Linked DNA regions of Mus musculus: all the other regions are linked to region 1. A link is a contact called in ENCODE Hi-C or POLR2A ChIA-PET data. All regions are on one chromosome and are shown on one strand. Each heading gives the region's core, a stretch centred on a gene start or an enhancer-like site at or near the end of the contact. The rest is flanking DNA. Distances are from core to core; before and after follow the strand shown.

Evidence for each region. A loop is a pair of places that touch in the nucleus more often than their neighbours do. ChIA-PET counts read pairs that join two places held with the same protein, here RNA polymerase II (POLR2A).
Region 2: a map of v-Abl transformed pro-B cells shows a loop between it and region 1 (1.8-fold over the local background). The contact joins the promoter of Gmppa here to the promoter of Dnpep in region 1. A Hi-C loop is called at or near these places in 1 of 37 maps with a recorded cell type or tissue (v-Abl transformed pro-B cells). POLR2A ChIA-PET finds 5 or more read pairs at or near these places in 3 of 5 experiments (Patski and embryonic stem cell).
Region 3: a loop to region 1 is called in a map of heart, with 2.6 times the contacts of the local background. The contact joins the promoter of Stk16 here to the promoter of Dnpep in region 1. A Hi-C loop is called at or near these places in 3 of 37 maps with a recorded cell type or tissue (T-helper 1 cell, T-helper 17 cell and heart). POLR2A ChIA-PET finds 5 or more read pairs at or near these places in 4 of 5 experiments (Patski and embryonic stem cell).

Annotation. Positions count from the first base shown.
Region 1 is chr1:75,315,223-75,319,877 of GRCm38, reverse strand. Dnpep (aspartyl aminopeptidase) reads left to right here and starts at 2,861. Exons shown (of 15, transcript NM_016878.4): 1 at 2,861-2,987; 2 at 3,075-3,168; 3 at 3,249-3,337; 4 at 3,435-3,548; 5 at 3,808-3,933; 6 at 4,129-4,259; 7 at 4,458-4,533; 8 at 4,641-4,655. The coding sequence starts at 3,075.
Region 2 is chr1:75,433,859-75,438,513 of GRCm38, reverse strand. It overlaps Gmppa (GDP-mannose pyrophosphorylase A), which reads right to left and starts at 2,578. Exons shown (of 13, transcript NM_001357170.1): 1 at 2,202-2,578; 2 at 1,676-1,736; 3 at 1,480-1,577; 4 at 160-263. The coding sequence starts at 1,715.
Region 3 is chr1:75,208,272-75,212,926 of GRCm38, reverse strand. Stk16 (serine/threonine kinase 16) reads right to left here and starts at 2,098. Exons shown (of 8, transcript NM_011494.5): 1 at 1,875-2,098; 2 at 1,513-1,687; 3 at 783-1,002; 4 at 194-327; 5 at 1-41. The coding sequence starts at 1,598. It overlaps Glb1l (galactosidase, beta 1-like), which reads left to right and starts at 2,172. Exons shown (of 17, transcript NM_029010.2): 1 at 2,172-2,336; 2 at 3,424-3,546; 3 at 3,705-3,871; 4 at 4,090-4,240; 5 at 4,548-4,608. The coding sequence starts at 3,487.

The DNA.
Region 1 (4,655 bases), core at 1,612-4,111:
TCTGCAAAGCAACTACTATCACAGCCTGATGCCAGAGGTGACATAGCAAAGCTGGAGGGACAGTCCCTGTGCAGCTCAGTGCGCTCTAATCACTGAGCCATCTCTCCAGCCCCCAGTCTGGTATTTCATTGGCAGTATGTTTCATAGCAAGGATGGTGAGTGTGGGTGGAGTACTGACCTGCACCAGTTCATGAGAACTGACTGTGAGATTCCCAAGGATTCGGTGACCCTGTTGTTAACCGCAGCAATCCTCAAAGCATTATGGTACAATTAAGCAAATTATATTGCAGAGACAGTTAAAATTTAAAACCATCAGCTTTTCCACTATCGTACCACATTTTAAACTTTCTGCTGTACAGGTTACTTATGTCCAGTGCATCTGCCGGGCAGAAGCACACACAGTGGCTTGCTTTTCTGTACAACTCTTCCCAAATCCGTGTCTAGCTCTAGTGGCATCACGTTCATAGCTTGAAAACAGCCATATGGAATATTTACATTTCAGAACATCGAGTGTAAAGGCAAGTGTTACCCCAAGCCTTTTTCAATGCCTGACATCGCCAAGCGTTTCCGGTTTTGTTTACCTCATCAATTAAAACAGAACATCATTTTAAACTCACATTTCCTAGGTTGACATGAGACGGGCTTTCATATGTTCATGACTTGGAGTTTAATAGCATCTCTCGCTCTCATAAATACTACTTTTAAAATATGTCTGTACTTTCTGCTTAGTTAATACACAGGACCCCAAATACTTAGTTGGATTCAACGATGCAGAACCCACTCATATGGAGAACCATACCCTGTTTTAGCTATCAGTAGCTTAGAATGTAGCCCCTCCCCCACGTAACCAGACCTTAGAGAACAGATGAGAACATCCTTCCCATGGTCCACTTAGCACTCAGCTTCATACATAATGCGACTTACATAATTATTAATGAGTAATTAATTAACTGTACAAATGAGTAGGGATACAATGATATCTAAAGGATGATTAAGAAGCTACACAGATGTAGTCTGTCACCCACTGAACGGATCTTGAAACTGCCCCCTTTGAAGTGAGGGTGGCAGGACCTTTCCAGAATCTATCCCTGTTCATTTCCATCCCAAGTATAAAAGCAACAGATGCCCCCCACCCCCACCCCAGAGACCTGTGATCCCTGGAAAGACTATTTTTACACTCATGGTAGGTCGACTCTGTTTTGAACCTCAAAGCCACAAGAGTCCTGATCCATCGATGTATGGATGAGTTTTAAGATTGCTATTCAACATTCTTGACATGGAAACATAATATTGGAATTGCCCCCCTCAACTGCTTTAAGGAGTAGAAAGAGCCAGTAGGGGCGGCTCATGCCTGTATCTCCAACAATTGCAAGACTGAGGCAGGATTGCCATGGATTTGAGGCCAGCCTGGGCTACATAGTGAGCTCTGGAAAAGCCTGAACAAAACTGAAATCCTGTCTGAAAGAAAAAAAAAATCATGAGTATCAGAATCAAACCTCAGGGCCACCCAAACAGCTGTGTTGAAAAGGTCACTGACTTCTGTGTTCCTCTGAGACCTACTAAGTAGCATAACATTTAACCAAAGAGGATAGAAAAAAGCCTACGAAAGTCTCTTGCAGTTGTTCTAGGCTCTGCACACTAATTTATGGAGTCATAAGCCCAGCTGTGCCATCCATTTGTAACTAGAGACAGATTACTCTCATAATTCCGTTGTCTACAAAATGCTGACAGTAAAATTGTGAGAATTACATACGATAACGTTTATCATAACATAAACTCATGGAAGTCAGCGGCTGTGCTAACACCACCGGGGCGCTAGAGCGCGCTGCCGCCGCCGCGGTGGGCCGTCCTGCCTGAGGGTGCTCCAGGAGCGGAACGCCTCGCAGCGGCTTCGAGGCCGCTGACAAAGGAAAGGGCGGAGGGGGGGGGGTCAACGCCTGGAGGACTCGACTTGATGGAGGCGGGGCGAGAGAGGCATCAGGGGCGGGGCCTGCCAAGGAAGCCCGGACAGCGGAGACAAGGTCTGGAGAGTAGGCGTGACGGGGCGGAGCTAGTGGCGCAATGAGGGCGGGTCATGAGACGTGGCTCCTAACGGGGCAAAGCTAGTGGAACAGTGGGGCGGGGCGCGGTGTGACTGGAGCTGACTAGTCCACGTGGTTAGAACGCAGCCTGATTGGAGGAAGGCGGGTCGGTGAGGCGGGAGCGGAACCGGAACGCGTCCTGACAGGGGCGGAGCTCTCGGAGTAGTGAGGGCGGGACGCGGCCTGACTGGCACAGAGCAGTCAGCGTGTTTGGAACCAGGCCTGACGGGAGCTGAGCGAGTAGCGGGAGGGGGCGGAACCCGACCGAGGCCTGACAGGGGCGGAGCTCGCGGAGCAGCGGGGGCGGGGCGAGGCCTGGTAGAGGCGGAGTCCCGGTGCGGCCTGACGAGAGGCGGAGCCCACAGCTCGGCGAAGGCGAGGCCTGATCCGGGAGGGAGGAGCGGAGCGTCAGGGGCGGGCCGGAGTCCGGCTCCTGGAGCGGAGTGCGGTGGGGCTATGCAGGTGTGTTGCTGTTGCCGGTCCCGCCTCCACTTCGGCTCGGTGGCAGGCCGCGCGCCCTTTCGGAGCTAAGCTTAAGGCGGCGCTGACACGGGCGTACTCCGGTTTCAAAGTAAAACTGAAACCCTCCGAGGTGGCCTGACCTTCCCGGAGCCGGAAGGGCTGTCTAGTGACTGACGGGGCTAAGGGACAGGTGTAGTGGTGCTTTGATTCCGGACACGGTGGCGCGCCGGCTAGTGGCCTTTCCAGCTTTGAGGTCCTCTTGGAGGCGGGATTTCCTAGCTGGGCGGGGCGTGGATTATCTGATTAGGGGGCGGGCCTTTCCGATCCTGTACTCCAGGGACAAAACTGGGTGGAGGTCCTCTTGCCCTGGGACTGAACCTTTGAGCCGAGAGCGATCGAGCTAGGAATCCACATCTGTCGCCAGTGAAGTCCTCGGAAGCAGAGGTTGAGCCTTGGGGCTCTCATTTCTAGGGGGCTGAAAGAGGGATCCTAGACCCGGCAGCCACCTGAACTCTCCACTTCTCCCTGTAGATGGCTATGAACGGCAGGGCTCGGAAAGAGGCCATCCAGGCCACAGCCCGAGAGCTCCTGAAGTTCGTGAACCGGAGTCCCTCTCCTTTCCACGGTAGGTGACCAGGGTTAGGGAGGCTAGGAGTGGGAGTGACTTGACCAACTTCCATCGCTGAGAGAGCCCTTTTCCTACAGTCGTGGCTGAGTGCCGCAGCCGCCTCCTCCAGGCTGGCTTCCGTGAACTCAAGGAAACAGAGGGCTGGGATATCGTACCAGAAAACAAGGTACTAAGGGATAGCGTGGGGGCAGACACTATTGCAAAGGCCTGTGTCCCGGATCATAAAGCAACTCACGCCCCTGTCTTTCAACTCTCTCCCCCAGTACTTCTTAACCAGAAACTCCTCCTCCATCATTGCTTTTGCTGTGGGGGGCCAGTATGTTCCTGGCAATGGCTTCAGCCTCATTGGGGCCCACACGGACAGTCCCTGTCTCAGGGTAAGAAGTTAGGACTTGTTTGGACTGAAGGGAGGTGTGGGGGGGGGCGGTTGGGAAGAAGAGATCCTGGAGGTAGAGTTTGCAAGGCCCTATCCCAAGGTCCCGGGAAGAAGGTAGACCCGCCCCATGCTCTCATGTTCCCCACATACACTTTCAGCTGTCAACTGATGTGCTATCTGCTCTGTATAACTTACTGCCTGAGTCTCCCTTCCAGATGTTGTCTTTCAGACATTCCCTTTTTTCTCATTCTTACGCTCAGGTGAAACGCAAATCGCGCCGAAGCCAGGTGGGCTACCACCAGGTCGGTGTTGAGACCTACGGCGGTGGGATCTGGAGCACATGGTTCGACCGGGACCTGACCTTGGCTGGACGCGTCATTATCAAGGTGGTATCGAGGGGCTAGGAACTGGGGAGGCTCTCACTTCCGGCAGCCTGAAGCTTGAATGTCTTCCCATTTCTTAAGTGTACCAGTGAAGAGTCCTCGTGGGGAAGAGGGGACATGATTATTCTGGGTTTAGTAAGGGATTTTATCAGCTGGATTTGGGAGGTGCCCAGTTCTGACCTGGCCGGTTGGCCACAGTGCCCTACCTCAGGCCGGCTGGAGCAGAGGCTCGTCCATATAGAACGGCCCATCCTGCGCATCCCACATCTGGCCATCCATCTGCAGCGAAATATCAATGAGAACTTTGGGCCCAACACAGAGATCCACCTGTGAGTCCACATTCGAGCCAGGGTTGTGATGGCTGTGAGGGTGGGATATGGCACTGGGGAACAGAGGACCACCCCTTAGTGGTCAAGTTCCACGTTTGGAAACCAGTTCTATCCATTTGGGGAGTGCGCTGGGAATCAGTCGGAGGACTAGAAGTTCATGGCTGTCCCTCTCCCTTCTCTCAACCCATTTCCCCACAGAGTCCCTATTCTTGCCACAGCAGTTCAGGAAGAGCTGGAGAAAGGGACTCCTGAACCAGGGCCTCTCGGTGCCACTGTAAGAAGCTCCCCTGGCCCGGAGAGGGTGGGCAGAGGGGAGCAGACCAGTCCCCTAGAGGGGCAAAGGATGAGCAGGTCCACCTTCCAACATCCCCTGCCTTACAGGATGAGCGGCACCAC
Region 2 (4,655 bases), core at 1,329-3,828, 120 kb before region 1:
TTTTTTTTAAAAAAAAAGTAATTCTGATGCCCAAAATAAGTACCTTTTGGGTATGGGGTGAACCCTGGTGACTCAACCCATTCCCAAGAGCTTTGAGACTCAGACCCACACACACACACACACACACACACACACACACACACTCGCATGTTCAAACACCTGACTGGAAGGTTAAACTCCTGCTGGGCAGCTTCCAGGAACTGGGTGAGGGCCTCATCAGGCTGGTAGAAGCCAATGAGAAGAATCTCCTGCATCCCTGGGACCTAGGACAAAGGAAGAGGTTGCCAGAGAAACCTCTGATGGGAACTGGGAAGATCTGGGTACTGGTCCAGAAGTCTAGAGGATAAAGGTTGAACTCTGGTGTGTATCCTGGGTAATCAGCCTTTCTACCCCGCTTTTCTTTTGGACAGTGAGGAAGTTAGAACTCTCAGCTGTGACCTTTCCACCTTTTTTTATAGTCTCCCATGTACCTGGACTAGAACGAACCTTGTCCACCAAGCCACAGTCATGTATAATCCAGTCATCTTTTCTGCCTTTCCTTCTTTGTCACCTCTTCCCACACCCAGCACTGGGAATTGAACCCAAGACCTCACGCATACTAGACACACGCAGTGTCTCTGAGTTGTATGTGTAGCTCGTGTAAGTGTGCCCATGCATATGTGGGGGTACACAAGCCCCTGTGTAAACAACCACATGGAAGCCAAAGGTCAATCTTGGATCTCTACATGGCTCTGTCCTCAGGAGTAGCCCACCTTCTCAGGGTCAGCGCTCACTGGGGTCTGGGACCTAATGATTAGGCTAGCCTGGCTGGCCAGGAAGCCCCAGTGATCTACCTTCTCAGTCCTAAGATGGCAAACCTATCACCAACACTGGCTCTTTAAAAGGGTGATGACAGGGATCAAACTCACAGCCTCACATTTGTGCAAGCAAGCACTTACCCACCAAACCATCTCCCATTATATATTATTCTAAGTTTGGTTCCAGCCTAAGATGACAGGGTCATTTATCAGGGGTCTGCATTGAATTAGGCATTTTACAGCTTCAACACTCTGCACGGGAGGTTTAATCTCCTTTACAGATAAGAAAACTAGAGCTGAAAGAGGTTGAAATTTGGCTTGCTCCAGGTCCCAGCAGGAAGACAGGACTCAGACTCAAACCTTGTCTATCCCAATAATGGAGCAATAAAGAAAAGGAGCTACAGCATAGGTGCTCTGCGCTTTATCACTGATTCCCCCTGCTATGGCTCTAGCTTATTCTTTAAGATCCCTGCCTGGCTTCACATTCCATACTGTAAAACTAAGTGTGAAATCTGAGCAGCAGCAAGAGGCAGGGAAGTCACCAGGACTGGCTGCCCAAAGCAGTGCTCAGACGCCTGTGAATGGCAGCCCGTGGAGCCGTAGTTGGTGGGAAAAGATGGCAGCTGGGAAATGGAAGACAGACACACACCATGAAGGAGAGGGGCAGGAAGTGTGGGGTTACCTGGGCACAGGCTTCTATATGGTGCTGGATCATGGGAACGCCTGCCACAGGAAACAGAGGTTTGGGCACCTCAAAAGACAAAGGCCTGAAGCGAGTCCCTGAGAGGACAGGAGAACGTTTTAGCTTCCTATTTCCTTGTGTCCCAACCCCACCGACCTCTCCAGCCTACCCGCTCCCCTGTCCCCCATCTCCTCACCCTTCTGGGGGCCTCCAATGAGAATCACAGCTTTGAGCATGATGAGCGCTATTACCTAAACCTCAAACCACAACAGAATAATTACAACACATAGTCCTTTCCTAGGATGTAAACACAAAAGTTCAGTATAGTCCCTCCTTGGGCACACAATCACGAAATTCATCCCAATCCAGAACTCAGATGGCTTCAAAACCCTGCAGCCCTCCCTTTTATCTCTAATGACTTCTCTTTGGCCGTGAACAAATTATGTAAACACGGGTACTCAACGGACCCCCTTCTCTGACCCCAGATCTCAAAACCCTGAAACCTCTAGTCCCAGTGCCTTGCAAATGACTGCTTCCTCCTTCTAGCTGTTCAACTCCGAATCCCAGCGGTGAATATGGAACCACAAACCTTGAGTGAGCTCTGGGTATTTAATTTTAATCCTATGAATGCGCCCCAAGTACAGAACTAACATCAATCTGCATTTGATGAGCACCAACCCTAACACCTCTAGGTGCTGACTGTGAATTCTACAACTACCTACATGTGCTCGAATCAAAAGACAGGTTCCGTTGACATGTCAAACGCTGAGCCTACTACTCCAGCCGTGCGCATACCGACCACTGGTGCGGAATCTCTGGATTCCAAAGATTGATTGCTGACCTGGACCCCACAACTGAGTCAGTCCAATAGACGTCAGTTTCTCGTAGCCATTGGTTATAGAACCAACACAAGCGTGGGCATGAGGAGAGAAAGACAGGCCCTGTGAGCCCTCCCTACGTCCAGGGTCCGTCTGCTACACCTTACCCTGCCCACCACCCCCTCCACCATGTAGATCCTTTTACCACTAGCTCCCTTTACGCCAGCTCTGCCGCCTGCCACTGCTTGCTCCTTCCGCGTACGTGTCTCCTTACAACCCGCGAGAGCTCTTTCGCGGGGGCTGCTGGGAATTGTAGTTTTGAAAACGTTCTCTCTCCAACTCCAATAAGACACTTGGGAAACGTGCTGGAAACCTGGTGCGTTCCGTCAAGTCACCGTAGGACAAGGCTTAACTGAGGAGAGAGAGGAGTAAGGATGGGGGCTAAGAAGTTAGGCCTGGAAACTTGAGATTGAGACCTAAGCTTTTCCAGTATGGGCTCAGGGGCAGCGGAGCACTAAGTCACAGGACAATCCCCTGGGTGGCCAGCTTTGGAACAGCCTGGAGGGGCTGAGCCTAGACTGAGCAAAAGAAAAGGAGCAATCACAGTTCCAAAATTTGTCCAGCTGAGAAATTTGACACTGAGAGAAATCCTATTCCGGATGACTACTACCTGTAAAATGAGCTTTCCAGATTTCCTAGTGACTCCAACATTCTGTGACCTTGGCCTGTGGGTCTTGGAATAAATATGGGGGGGGGGGCAGGCAGGGAGAGGAAATGGCGATGGAAAACAAAACAAACAAGCACGAGGAGGATCAGAAGGAAAGCAATTTTGTTTTATTTTTGTTTTTTAGATTATATCTAAGTACACTGTAGCTGTCTTCAGATGCACCAGAAGAGGGCGTTAGACCTCATTAACGAATGGTTGTGAGCCACTATGTGGTTGCTGGGATTTGAACTCAGGACCTTCAGAAGAGCAGTCGGTGCTCTTAACCACTGAGCCATCTCTCCAGCCAGGAAAGCAGTTTTATTAAGCAAGGCAGAAGAGGGTTTGGATCCCACCAGCACCTGGGATCGCAGCCAGGGTAAAAAGGTCTGATGGTCCCTTTCAAGCCATGTCCACCTGAGGAAGCCTTGGGCCATGTCCTGGGGTAGTCCTGGGGAATGGTAAGGCGCTGGTGGTGTTAGGACCAATCTCTACACCCTGGGGAAGGTGTGGAGAGACGGAGGGCAGATCTGTGGGTCAGTTTATCTGTGTGTGTAATGAGCGTTAATTATAAAGCTCATTCTTTGCAGTCCAGTTTCTGGGAACAATACTACACAGGTCCCAGTCTCAGCCCTGCCTTAGCTGCAGATCCTAGACCTCCCTGTCGTGGTCCTCAATGTCCTACCCGTGCTTGGTCTGGCAGACATGGAGTGGGCAGTCAGTGCTGCCATGGCGTCTTTGAGGTCCCTTTTATATCTTAGCATGGACTCAACAAAGGACAGGGGAACCTGACCATAGGACACGAGCATCACCATGAGATGAGGAATATCTGGCCCTAACTCCACACGATGCATTTGAATTCACAGTATGTTATTGGACAGATGACTAGCCTTTACATTTTATCTCTTTCGTTATTAAACAGGACTTATCCCTGTCCCTTTTTCTCTGGGTCAAGTAGAAGATCAAAAGAGATACAGCTCTCACAAGTGCTTCGGAGACAGCTCTGTGTAAGGAAAGCGCCCTGGGTTGGGAGCCAGAAAACTAGATTTTAAATCCTGGCGCACGCACACTGTGACCTTGGGTCCTAGAATCCTAGGATGGGAGCCCCGGGCTGACTTCTCAGTCTGGGTGGGATCAGGACCTGAAGGAAGGGAGGAAATTGCTAGGCTTGTCATGCCCTCCAGTCAGTGTGGAGGGTGGGTTCCTCCTCACTCGGTCTGGACTAGGCCCAGCTACAAATGCACTCCCGCCTGGACACTACCACTGCAGATGCCCACAGGGTGACGCTGTTCTGAACCTAGAGCACATGAGCCTTCCATAAGGATGCCCATGGAATCTGAGCACTGGTTGGCATCGTTGATGCTCTATACTGGTCCAGATGGCCAGTTATCAGTATCTTGCACTCCCAGAGCCACCACTACCTCTGGATCCTTGGAGACAGTACTACTTAGGCCTATAGCACAGCTCCTTGCATCCTAACTCCAGCAGATAAACAGGTCCAGGAAAGTTGAGATTCATTACGTCAGCTTGGCTACACTGCCTTTGCCAGAACTTTGTCCTTCAGAAGCCAAGGCAGACCCTTCTCTTTCAGTTCCTTCTGAAACACCCCCATCCTTCCAGGCTGGGTCAGTATTCAGAACTCTCATAATAGAACT
Region 3 (4,655 bases), core at 849-3,348, 110 kb after region 1:
GCCCCTCATCACCAAGCAAAATATTGGTGGGCTTCAGGTCCCTGGAGGGAAGTGAAAATGACCCAAAGGCGCCCTGGGCAGGGAAGCTGGTATCCCAGGGAGCACCATGGAAAGTGCAGAGAAACCCCAATTCTCTTGGCACTGCGCTCCCTCCCCACTGGCTTCATCAAATGCATAGGGCCCGCCCACTGACCTGTGTGCATAACCTTTGGCATGAATAGCCTCAAGGCCTCTGCTGATACCCAGCAACAGCGGCAGGATCTGGTCTTCAGTCAGGAAGCTGCCTTGGTCCTTCAGCCTTTCTATCTCATTCCACAGTGTACCTTTCTACAATACAAGTTTCCCTGTGCTGAGACATTTTTCAAGCCTCTACTTCCCAGGACTCTATTTTGTATCTGTCTGCCCACCCTTTTACCATAGCCACTCTTCCTGATCCTTTGGGGGCTTTGTGTGATGTCAAGTTCACAGGGGACCCTATAGTCCTCTGAGCCCCAACTTAAGAATGGCCAAAACTAGCCAGGCAGTGGTGGCGCATGCCTTTAATCCCAGCACTTGGGAGGCAGAAGCAGGCGGATTTCTGAGTTCGAGGCCAGCCTGGTCTACAGAGTGAGTTCCAGGACAGCTAGGGCTATACAGAGAAACCCTGTCTCAAATAAACAAACAAACAAACAAAAGGCCAAACCAGGGCATGTGCTCCTAGAATGTTTATGTTTGCCTGCCCAGAGCCTCTGGTGGGGTTGCACAATGTTACAATCCCCTCTGTAAGTACAGGCTTCTCTGACCTTGAAGAAGGGCAGCAGCAGCCAGGCTTCATGCTTAGCACCTCGTTCTTTCAGAGAGTAAGCCATGAGGCGAAGGATGTTGGGATGCTGGAAGAGGCGATGCATCTCTGCCTCTCGTTGGGCTTCTTCCTGGTCTTGCTGCTCATGGCACAGGATCCGCTTCAGGGCGTAGAAGTGTCCATCATGCAAGCCCTCCACTAGGTCCACATAGCTGAATCCACTGTGGGCCAAAGGGGTCACAGTGAAGGACCATGGTCATCTCTCACATAGCTCGGACCCAGAGGAATTCCCTTAGGGAGGAGTGCCTCTTACACAGAGTGGAAACACTCCCAAGATGTAGCTCTCATATAGTTTCAAGACATTAGGATCTGCGTTTCCCGAGAGCAGGGGCACAGAAATCACTGAGGTTTTGGTCTGAGCATAATGTGTTCAATTAATTTCAAGTCCTCATGAGTCAGGCACTGGGTGACATGCTTTAAAGAATATACTATCTCACTGAGTTTCCACAAGTCCCTCAGCGAGACATTATAATCATCTCCTTTTAAGCAGAAGAAACCACAGTTGACTTAAGGTCACACAAGGTAGATCCAGGAGGCCAGAGTCTAGAATCCACTTCTTGACCCGTTCAGCTAACCGGTCAGGTGGGGTAGACTCTAAGGCTAACACTCTTGCAACTCTATCACTGTCTCTAAACGACCTGGGTCTAGCTAAGTGACGTCCAAACACTCACCCTTCCCCCAATTTCTGGACGAAGAGGTAACGCTTATTGTCAATGATGACAGTTCCCCGGGAGCAGACACACAGTGCGTGGCCCATAACGTCTCAGTCATCCTCTTCAGGGATGGTCTTCCTTCCAGGGAGAGTGGGCTCTTCCAGGCGATGCGGTGGGGTCCCGGCGGGTCATGCTGGAATGGAAACAGCAAGTCGCGGGTTCAAGAACAATCTAGACAGCCACGGAGGTACCAACCAGGAGAGCTCAGGCTCACCTCCAAGAACCCATATTCACGTCTAAAGAAAACTGGCCCTGGCGACTCCAGCGCTAAGAAGGCTGAGTTCTGGCACCCCAAAGCCTCAGGCCACGCTGCGTCTTACCAGGCCGCTTCTTTCAACCCCGGCCCACCTTCGGCCAGGTCCAGCTCTCGCACCCGTCAGGCATGGGGTGGCGGCGCAGGAGGTGCGGGGCTCGAGCCCACCTCTGGCCGAGTCCACCCTCCGTCGCTCGGGAACGAGCACAGGGTCTGCCACTACAAACTCCACACCGACCGGTCTCCGGCCTGTGCGAAGGGCCAGGGACCGGAAGCCCGGATGACATCATCAGTCCGCGTCGAAGTAACGGCCCGCTGTATCCTAGCAACAAGAGGCGGCAAGAGGATGTGGGGACCCGGAAGTGAGAGGCTGGGGCCCGGCTAGACCTGGGGTGTATTGGTTTCTCTATCTCGCCGAGGGTTCCCACTTGGCCCTCAGTAAGGGTCAAGACGCAGGGACTAGTACCAAAGGGGAGCAAAGCAGGGCTCTGCCCGAGGCCCCTAGGACCTCTGTCTCCCAATGTCAGAGGTAGGAGGTCTTATAGCTCCCGCGCGCTGGAGTTAGAAAGTGGCTTTCTACAATCTAGCTTGGAGGAGGGACCAGAGAAGGGCGGGTGCTGACCCTTAGATGCCAAGAGGTCTGACCCCTTAACACTCTCAGGGGTCTAGCCTGTACTCCACTGCCTTGGCTAGTGTCTGTGTCCTTAAACTAGAGTGCCCGTTTCTAAACCTGGTCCTAACAGTCTCCTAGCTGTGTGGCCTCCTGCAAGTTATTTAGTCTTTCAGATCCTCACTTTTCCCAGCTGTAAGACAGTACCTACGGCTAAGTGTCGTGAGTTATGAGGCCAAACTGACTAGTTCCAATCCCAGCTCTACTGAGCTAGTTGTGACTTTGGACAGCTACTTGTTATTTCTAACCTTCATTTTCCTCGTGTGTAAGATGAGAATGAGAGTTATTTCATGGGTTGTTTCAAAATTAAATGAGTTGTCTTTCGTACAACTTTGGAAACAGCCGTATATCAATGTGTGTCAATAAACAGAAATAATAGTATTTTCTACGGCTGTGAAGGCAGGAGAAGTGGAAAATTAGACTTCTAAGCCTATGAACTATGCAGTTTGTTTCACATCTCTTGCCTAGACAGGCAGAATATATTGGAAAGGGGTGTACCTCCAAAAAAGATAGTGACCAGGACAGGCTTCTTGTAACCCCTTTCCACAGCATGATCACTCTGAAGATTTTCTAGGTTTTTCCACTGTTTCTGAATCCGTTTTAACCTTACTGCTCCCGTGCATATAGATTTAACCTGATATGTGCCGGATCCTTTGCTAGTCATGAAGATTTAAGACACCCTGTCAGCCCTCCGAGAGTTCAGTTTAGAAGAGCAGGTTTGTTAAAGCACAGACTCTAATTCTAGAGGTCTGGGGTAGGACCCGAGATTCTGCGTTTCTAACAAGCTCCCAGGTGATGCTAATGGAACTGATTCGGGTTCAGCACTTCGAGAAGTAATATTTTACAAACTAGTGGACCGTGGATGGCTACAGGCAAAGTCCGGGTTAACGGCCTGAAAAGTTGAGGTGGTCTCCGCCCCTTTGCTTGATGTCGGATTCCCTCCCAGGAATCCAACACGTGACGGGTGGGAAAGCCCTCACCGAATAGAAGAACTTTGTAAGCTCAGAAGATGCCACCCGACCTGCCTTCCCTGCTGCTGCGGCTTGTGGTCCTACTGCTGCTGTCCCAGGTAAACCCAAAGGGTCGGACTGTCTGCCTGGGTGTGGGGAGAGGAAAACGGATCCCGCAGTGGAGAAATGGTTAACTACCGACAAGGCCAGTTTTAAAACTTGGCCGACACTGATCCTTACTCCGGACCTCTGCTGAGCCAGGCTTTCGCCCTTGCAGGCAGAAGCTCGCTCCTTCGTTGTGGATCGGGAACATGACAGATTCCTCCTGGATGGGGTCCCCTTCCGCTATGTTTCTGGCAGCCTGCACTACTTTCGAGTACCGCCGGTTCTGTGGGCCGACCGGCTTCTCAAGATGCAGTTGAGCGGCCTCAACGCTGTGCAGTTGTAAGAAGTGCTCGCGAGAGTTTTGTGGAAGCGAGGTTTCCTCTTCCTTAGAATGGGGTTCCCCAGGAAAACTGACTTGGGTTTGAAAGGGTTTAAGCTCCAGGACTCCTCAGGCAAGGGTGAGAAAGAATGGCTCAGAACCTCTTTCTAGCTGCTTCTCTGCAAGTTCTGAGTCTCCTAGGGAACCTTTGGGTCTTGTTAACATCTTCCTTTCTCAGTTATGTGCCTTGGAACTACCATGAGCCAGAGCCTGGGATCTATAACTTTAATGGCAGCCGGGACCTCATTGCCTTCCTGAATGAGGCAGCTAAAGTGAACCTGTTGGTTATTCTGAGACCAGGACCTTACATCTGTGCTGAGTGGGAGATGGTGAGTTAGTTGGGAGAAGGGCAGAACCAAAGGTGAAGTTCCTGAGGGTTTCAACTCCTTTCTGCTCACACTCTACGGGCCATTTCCAGCCCTATACTCAACTCCCACCATCCTTGCCTCCCACTTTACAGCAGATAAAACCTGTCTGTAGCTCAAAAGGTGGCTTATCCTGTAATCCCAGAATTTAGGAGGTAGAGACAGCAAGACTGAAGCTAGCCTGTGTCAACCCCCGCCCCGGGACTCCCCCCGTGTCCCCCCCCCCCTGCCGCCCCACCTGCTCATGTGTTGCCTTTATGTTTTTCTTAAGGGAGGTCTCCCCTCTTGGTTGCTTCGAAACCCTAATATTCATCTGAGAACCTCAGATCCTGGTGAGTCAAGACAACAGATTTGAATACCTAAAGAGGCCATCCCTCAC